Regions from separate parts of the Homo sapiens genome. Here region 1 is linked to region 2. Evidence: read pairs that join two places in POLR2A ChIA-PET (ENCODE). Cell type or tissue: PC-3. All regions are shown on one strand.

What was found. ChIA-PET counts read pairs that join two places held together with the same protein. Peaks named below come from ENCODE experiments on the same cell type or tissue, not always from the same donor. Only the 100,000 strongest peaks of a DNase experiment are listed, where the experiment ranks them.
Region 1: POLR2A ChIA-PET joins it to region 2 with 5 read pairs; 1 of 35 experiments calls an interaction of 5 or more read pairs at or near these places.

What each region holds. Positions count from the first base shown.
Region 1 is chr6:6,962,792-6,966,791 of GRCh38, reverse strand. No RefSeq gene overlaps it. Among named protein-coding and RNA genes, the nearest start is that of LINC03055, 79 kb to the right of the region's middle. In PC-3, no CTCF peak of the experiment used is centred here; no DNase peak of the experiment used is centred here; H3K27ac peaks cover 1,401 bases.
Region 2 is chr6:5,727,459-5,731,458 of GRCh38, reverse strand. The region is part of intron 6 of FARS2 (phenylalanyl-tRNA synthetase 2, mitochondrial); the gene reads right to left. Among named protein-coding and RNA genes, the nearest start is that of FARS2-AS1, 270 kb to the right of the region's middle. RefSeq lists an enhancer at 2,722-2,851. In PC-3, a CTCF peak has its summit at 1,447 (motif pointing right); a DNase peak (open chromatin) is centred at 2,258; H3K27ac peaks cover 1,154 bases.

The sequences.
Region 1 (4,000 bases), 1.2 Mb before region 2:
GTCCTGGTTCCCAGATTTGCCCTTCCTCCCACCTGTTGAGCTAGGATGTCTGGGCGAACCAGTTTTGATAGAGGAAGAGGCTTGTTCAACTCTTCGCCATCAAAGAGTATTCTTGGAACCAAAGTGACAACTTTATTACAATGTGGTTTGGAGAAAGATCGTGTCCAAAATGGTTGTTGAAAGGTTCAAATATAATTTTTGTGATGCTGGCCCCCAAGAGGCACAGGTAGTTTGCTGTGTGCTCTGCAGGCCTGACATCAAGGCCCTGACTAATGGCTCTATGACCCTGGGCAAGTCAGTTAGGTGGGTTTTGGCATCTCACTTTTTATACTTACAAAATGGGGATAGTCTAGGAACATTCTGAGAATGTGTACAGAAATGAGATGGTGGCTGTAAAAACACTAGGCTCCTGGAGGAAATGTTCAGACCTCCAGGATGTTGATTGTTAAAGGCGTTTAGTCATTGGTGTGGCAATGGCCAGGACTCTCTGTGTGTGTATTTAATGATTAGCTATTTAGCCTAGAATCTGTGTCTAGTTTATTTCCATAAAAATACATTGTACTTGCTTTTAGATAGACTGTCTTCTCTTTTGTTGGTATAGAGAACAGTATGTTCAGAAACTTCAGGGTAATGAAATTTCCCAAACAAGAGTGGGTCCAACCAACTTTTTCTTCTTTTAGTTAATTTTTAATGTACTTGGGAAGGCTACGCATTTTTAACTAAAAATTAGTACTGTGTATGAGAAGTGTCTATCATCTCGAAAACTCTTTGAATCCTTTTATTTTCCTTTTTTTTTGAGATGAAGTCTTGCTCTGTCACCCAGGCTGGAGTGCAGTGATGTGATCTCGGCTCACTGCAACCTCCTGGGTTAAAGTGATTCTCCTGTCTTAGCCTCCTGAGTAGCTGGGATTACAGGCATGCACCACCAGGCCCAGCTAATTTTTGTATTTTTTAGTAGAGGTTTAGTAGAGGGGTTTCACCATGTTGGCCAGGCTGGTCTCGAACTCCTGACCTCAGGTGATCCTCCTGCCTTGGCCTCCTAAAAGTGCTAGGATTATAGGCATGAGCCACCGTGCCCGGCCTCATCTTCCATCTTGAAATGCATGTTCTTATGAGGAGTGAGGTTTTCTTATACCCCCTATGCTTTCTTTATTGGGCAGTGTCCCTTTTGAGGAGTGCAGGTCTTGCTTCAACTTGAAGAAGACAGAATTGCTTCCTCTGTCTTGATGAGCTTGTTTTCTGCCCAGGCTTCCTCACACTACAGCTGGTCTGAATTTTTTTCCCCTTCTATGGTGCCTTTTTTGACCTCAAGAAATACTGAAGTTCAGACTGAAGTTACCTGTAGTGGAAATACCTGGACTTTTCCGATTGTTTGGGATGTTTCTCAGGCTGGCTCCCATGTGTGCCTTGCAGCCCTGAAAGATACTCTCAGCTCAGAGAGACAGCCTTGTTACAGGGTTTCTCTTTCTGTATGCTGGATTTCCTTCCGATTTCTCGCTACCATTTTGAAGAATGGCACGGAAGGTAGAGAGACAACCACCTTCAAATGTGATCTCTGTGCCCAACGCAAGAAAGATGGAAGCTACTCATTCGAAGTGGCAGATGCCAAATGCAAATTATAGTTCTTGGCTGAGAGAAGAGTTAACCTTAACTGGTTTTTTTTTTTTTTTTGATCCTAAAGTCCAATGGGCAGATTTCCTAAAGGAAAGCTAAGTGCCTTTAATCTATCTTTGGATGAAGCATATTCAACAAACTCTCCTGTAGAAAGGCCTTTAGTTTGTATTCGATTTTTTAAAAGTACACAGAGTGGTGCAACATATATGAATACTCTGCAGTATAAGGTTTATAGATTCAGATGAAAGGGTACCTAAACTTTTACATGCTTGTGGACAATGTGAAATTGTCCCTAAGGAGTCTGTGCTGAGTCACACTCCTGTTTCCCCACATCCTTGCCAACGGTTGACATTATCATTCTTTTACATTTTTACCAATTCAATGGAGAAAAAACGGCATCTCATTTTAATTTTTTTGATTGCTAGTGAGGTTAAGCATCTTTTTATATATTTATCAGCCATTTGTGTTTTTTCTTTGCAATGTATATATTTACTATTTGTATTTTTAAAATTGGTTTGTTTAATCTTTAATATGTACTGATTGTAATTATTCATTATCTTTTTTTTTCATCATATACTTGACTCCTGTGAACTATGCTTTGGAAGTAAATGATGAAGGAGGAATGAAGAATAATGCAGTAAGGAAGACCATAGCATTTTGGGGTAGAAAGAAGGTTGTGGAGATAATTTTGTGCAAATGCCTTATTTTATGGATGAGAAACTAAAGCTTTGAGAGGCAAAAGATGTCTCATAGCTGGCTAGCAGCAGTTCTGAAAGTTGGTTCTAGTGCAGGCATTTTTTTCTCTGATGCTATTCCTCATGAAAGTGTTTATGGGGAGTGTCACTGGTTATTCTTTTCTGGGTACTGTGTCTTCTTCATCAGTATAACAGCTAGCAATGTACATCTGTCTGCAAGGGGAAGAGGGAAGCTTTCCCAGTCACATGGGAATGGCCCTTGAGGTCTGTTACTGGGCATAAAGTGAAGTACCATTTCTTAGACATATTAAGTGAGTGAAAATCAGTAGGTTTTGCAGGAAAAGGGGTATCGTATGTTGATGAAAGAAAGAGATTTTCTTTTTTCTTTCTTTTTTTTTTTTTTTGAGATGGAGTCTTTGCTCTGTGACCCAGAGCTGGAGTGCGGTGGTGCAGTCTCGGCTCACTGCAACCTCTGCCTTCTGGGTTCAAGTAATTCTCCTGCCTCAGCCTCCCGAGTAGCTGGGATTACAGGCGCCCACTACTATGCCTGGCTAATGTTTGTATTTTTAGTAGAGAGGGGGTTTTACCATGTTTGCCAGGCTGGTCTTAAACTCCTGACCTCAAGTGATCCACCCTCCTTGGCCTCCCAAAGTGCTGGGATTACAGATGTGAGCCACCACGCCCAGCTCGGATTCTTATTTTTAAAAAGGGGAGGGGGCTGCTAATTGGCTCACTGCTCACTTGTGAAGCTTACAGCGGCTGTACATTTTCTGTTTTCCAATCCTTTCAGAATTGACAGCAAAGTATCAGTAGATATCAACTAATTCAGAAATCTCTTCTTCTTCTTCTTTTTTTTTTTTTTTTGAGATGGAGTTTCACTCTGTGCAATGACGTCATCTTGGCTTACCACAACCTCTGCCTCCCGAGTTCAAGCGATTCTCCTGCCTCAGCCTCCAGAGTAGCTGGGATTACAGGCATGCACCACCACGCCCGACTAATTTTGCATTTTTAGCAGAGATGGGGTTTCTCCATGTTGGTCAGGCTGGTCTTGAACTCCCGACCTCAGGTGATCTGCCTGCCTTGACCTCCCAAAGTGCTGGGATTACAGGCATGAGCCACGGTGCCCGGCCCAGAAATCCCTTTTTATAATACTTAAAAAAACACTCCACATGATCTAAGGATGTGCTTTCAGATATGCAAAGTATTTGGCTTGCAAAGAAGATTGAGTGTGAACCTTCTTTGGGAGGAAAAAATATGTGATGTGAATTCATTGGTCAAATTAAAACAAAATTGTGTGGTGTGTGTGTAAAAGGAATTAAAAAAAAAAAAAGCAGAAATGGTGGGGTGAAGAGGCCGTCTTCAAGTCAGGTTAGAGACCAAAGCAGAGGGGTGCCCAGGTTCAGGAGCTGAGCACACAGATAACGTGCTTTCTCAGAGCTGGAAGCAAAGGTGGGCTTGTTACAGGCAGAGAGACGCTGGCGATGTTTCTCTGCTGCACACAGGGTGGGAAGTAGAAGTGCATGAGTTATCTTGGTGCTCACACAATATCAGAAGGAAGGGAGGTGAGATGGGAGAGGACAGGAATGTCCCTGGGCCTGTCAGCTGTACTGGCCAGTGTGGCCTGAGGCTGAGCTTCCCACACACAGTGGACAGGAATTTGGAAAAGTGGAAGAGAGTTATTATCTAAATTG
Region 2 (4,000 bases):
AGACATGGAACGAATCTGGGGAGCAAGAGGATTGAGGATCTGGGGCCACGGTCTCTGAGGGGACCAAGGAGACAGCCTCACAGAGGAGGAGAGTCTGGAGGGCTATATGGAGAGAGAGGAGAGCTGAAAACAAAGAGGAGGAAGAAGGGAAAGAAGAAGGCACATGGAAGAGAAGGAGGAAGAGGAAGGAAGGAAAAACAGGAGCGGGGCTTGTCTTCCTCTGAGTGGTAGTTCCTGGGATCTGTCCAATATACTCAGTCTCATTTTCCCAGTTTCTTTATGCCTCTTTTAAAAAGCCCAACTCCCGGTTTCTCTGAAATGACCAATGCTTGTCACTTTCTCAGATCAGCTGACTCTCCTGACAATCATCGGGGGCGGGCTGTATGGTGAGCATGTACACACATGCTCCAGGTCTCAGTGTTTTCTCCAGACAAATGAGCGTGTAGTCATTAGGGTTGATGCTTTCAGAGCCAGCAGTGTGGGTCTGTGTCCCAGCTCTACCACTTAGTAGCTGTGTGACATTGGGCAAGTTACTCAACCTTGCTGTGTTCCAGTTGCCTCATCTCTAAAAGACCATCTAGGGCTGAAAGGATTAACGGAGTTAATCCGTATAAAGCTCTCAGAACAGTGCTTGAAACATAAGCACACAGTAGAACTGGCAATCATCATTGCAGTGGTTAGGGGAGGTAAGATTACTACTACCAAAAGAACCATTTAATAAGAGTAAGTGAAGACTTTGCTCATGACCTCTAGAAGATTGCCAACTCTTGCAAAATCTGTCCTTTGTGATGAATATTTTGCTCCTCTTAGGAGGAGGTTTAATTCCTCTCTACTGGCCCTGGGCTCGGACATATTAACTGATGATGGTGAATTACTGCCTTGTGACACATCTTTGGAAAATAAATCTAAGAAAAACAGTTCTAGTTGTAAAAAAAAAAACCTCTTTGTAATCTAGAAAATCCTTTTTCTACATAAATAGATCTAGGACTCGGTAAGTGATCTTCCCTGTGACCAAAACATTTTCCTCTGTCTTTACCATTCTTCCTTCCCTCTGGTCTCAAAAAAGCAGCATCTCTCTTCCTCCCAAGTACCTTCCCCCAACTATTTAGTACCTTGGATCTTATCCAGCTTGCTCAGTAATTATCTCCTCTATCCTCAATCAATCAATTGCGCTCTCTCGCTGTCTCTCTCTCTTTCTAGAAAGGCTCACAGTTTGAGTATGTTTAGCTCCCAAGGCACTGCTGTCCCAGGATGGATATTGGGCAGCTCAGCTACATGGACAGATGGACAGATCAATGGGTAAGCAGATAGGTGAATAAATGAACAATTATTAAACATTCAGTAAACAAACAGACTGGCATATCTTTAAAATGGGTGGGCTGCCTTGGTGTGATTCCTGTAGACCAGTGGTTCTTATCTGAAGGGAATTTTGCTCCCTAGAGGGCACTGCACAACGGCTGAAGATATTTGTGGTTGTCACAACTGGGGTCAGGGGGCTGCTCCTGGCATCCAGTCAGCAGAAGCCAGGGATGCTGGTAAACAGCCTACAGTGCCCAGGTCAGCCCCCATGATAAAGAATAATCTGGTTCAAAATGTCCATAGAGTTTTCAAAGGTGGCTCTTAGGAAACAGGTAGGTGTTTTCAGGGTAAGTGAAGGAGCATAGGAGTCATTTTATACTTGAAAATATGTGCCTTGAAAGCAAACATACAAAAAACAAAAACAAAGCAGAGAAAGAAGCCTGTGCCTAAAAAAATGAGGGCACAGGTACTTGTGGGTAACCTACACGTCCATCCTTGAAGGGGAAAGAAGAGGGAAAGGCAGATGCAGTCCTCTGAGTACCGAGGAGGACAAAGCATTGCAAAAGACCCTAAACATTTTCCAAGAGAAAAATACAATGAGCATAAACCTCATCTTTGGAAAATCTTACGGCCAGGTGCAGGCTGCTTTTTCTGGACAAGCTCCCTAGCCTCTAAGGTATGTGTCTACTCAGCTGCCTTTGCCCATTTCCTCCAGTGACCCCACTCCAGTGTCCTCAGCCCCTGCTCTCTGGGACGTCCACGCCCCCATTCCAGGGGCAGGCTCTGAGCCTCGCCTCTGCTGTGCCCGTGGGAGGGCTGGGACAGTCACAGGGCCTAACTGGACACCTCCAGAGACTGACGATGCTCTGGGGACACCTCATTCATTAGCACGAGCTATTCATTTCCTTTACCTCGAGAGGAAGGTGAGTCAACACACACTCAAGACCAACTCCAAACACCAGCTGCCCAGGGCCTGGCTCTTTCCTGCAGCAGGAAGATTGATTCCACCTGGGACTAAATGCCTGCTTTGCTTAAGTGCCCTTTTCAGTTAAGTTGTGAAAAACGGAAATAAGAGTCATCTGCAGTATGAGTGAGCACTGCAGATGCCGAAAGCCATCGGAATCTCCTGCCAGCTTCCCAGGTAGCGGGCGTCCTAGCAGGCTTCAGAACAGGCCACTGTCAAGAGCACACCAGCCAGTGCTGGGGACAAGGAATATCTCTCCCCGTCTACCACCTTCAAAAGTCAGTGAAGGGACAGTGGTGAGCTCAGGCAGGGTTTCGGGGCAGGCAGTCCCTGCAACGTAGGGTTGCCGAGGGAGGCCAGCGCAGTGGCTGAGAGAGGAAAGTTTCACCCAAATCCACAGCTCACATCGGGAGAGTACCTGGTTATTTTCTGAAGAAACCCGACCGCGGGAGGCTCAAGGCTGGACTTGCCACTTCTAGTACTCTAAACCCAGCCTCCATTTCTTTCCTCCAGCTAGACTTCCCTGAAGAAGAGGGAGCTGTGTATACTGAGCCTTTCTTTATGATTTAAACCAATTTGCTGCTAGTTATAGCTATCCACGGCGCACAATGTGTTTTTCCTGTCACTTACTGCAGGCAGAGAATCATGTGAGTGTGTTCTCAGCTTTGCCAACAGCAAAAATCATTTTGAAGAAGGCATCCTTTTTCCATGAGTAGAATTATTCCCTATACCTCCTCACCCCCTCCCTGTCATGAATAAACAGTCATTTTAGCGTCAGCAAACCTCACTCCAAAAACAGGCAAAGCAAAACAAAAAACAAAAACAATAAAGCTTTAATGCTCCAAAATCCATAATCCCCCTCCAAATGTCACTGAGTGAAAGCACTCAAGACCCTTCTAAGCACATTAGCAAGCCAAACCAGCCCATTCCCAGCTATTAGGCTATTTTGAAACAAACCCAAATTATTGGGTGGAATTGCAGGCCCGGCCTAATTCCTCCATTTAAGTTTCTCAGGAAACTATCCCTGTGATCGGAAACCCTGGCTACCCTTTGAGATGAACAAAGGAGGCAGACACTGTTGATGAAACATTAATGACCAATTTGCAAATGTTCTCGGACCCTGTTAGTTCATCGAGGGGCCATCAAGGCGGCATCCACTCATCTCTCACTTTATTCTTTCAATTATTTAGCATCCATTAAGTGCCCACGGTGGTAAGCGAAGCTCCCAGGGACCTTTCACCCCAACACTTCCCCTCTAACAGCGTCATTCACCTGGTGGCCCTCCCAGCTGCACGGGCAACTCAACCTTTGCCTTGAGGCAGGAAGCTCATTTAGAAATCAGTCTGTTGGTATCCCTCGCATTACATATCCAAGTGCTGGGGACACATGGCAACGAGCAGAATGTATAGAAGCTCGAGGAAGTGTTTTGAGCTGTCAGAGTGCATTGGAAGAAAATGCACCTGAAAATATGATCCCTGTGGCACTCCAATCTGTGAACTCCTCAGACCCACTTTATCTGGACTTAACTCATTAATTGGGGCGTGTATTAAAGATGTATAGGTGCCACAATGGCCCAAGCATGGCCTCAGTAGGAAGACAGGGATACAGTAACAGCTGCAGGGAGGGCTGAACAAGGCTGCAGACTCACAGAGCCAAGTCCTGACCACATGGAGACCGCGGAATGCACTTTCTTCAGTTACCCGAAACCCGCTAGCGTGGCATTTTATTTAAACAGAA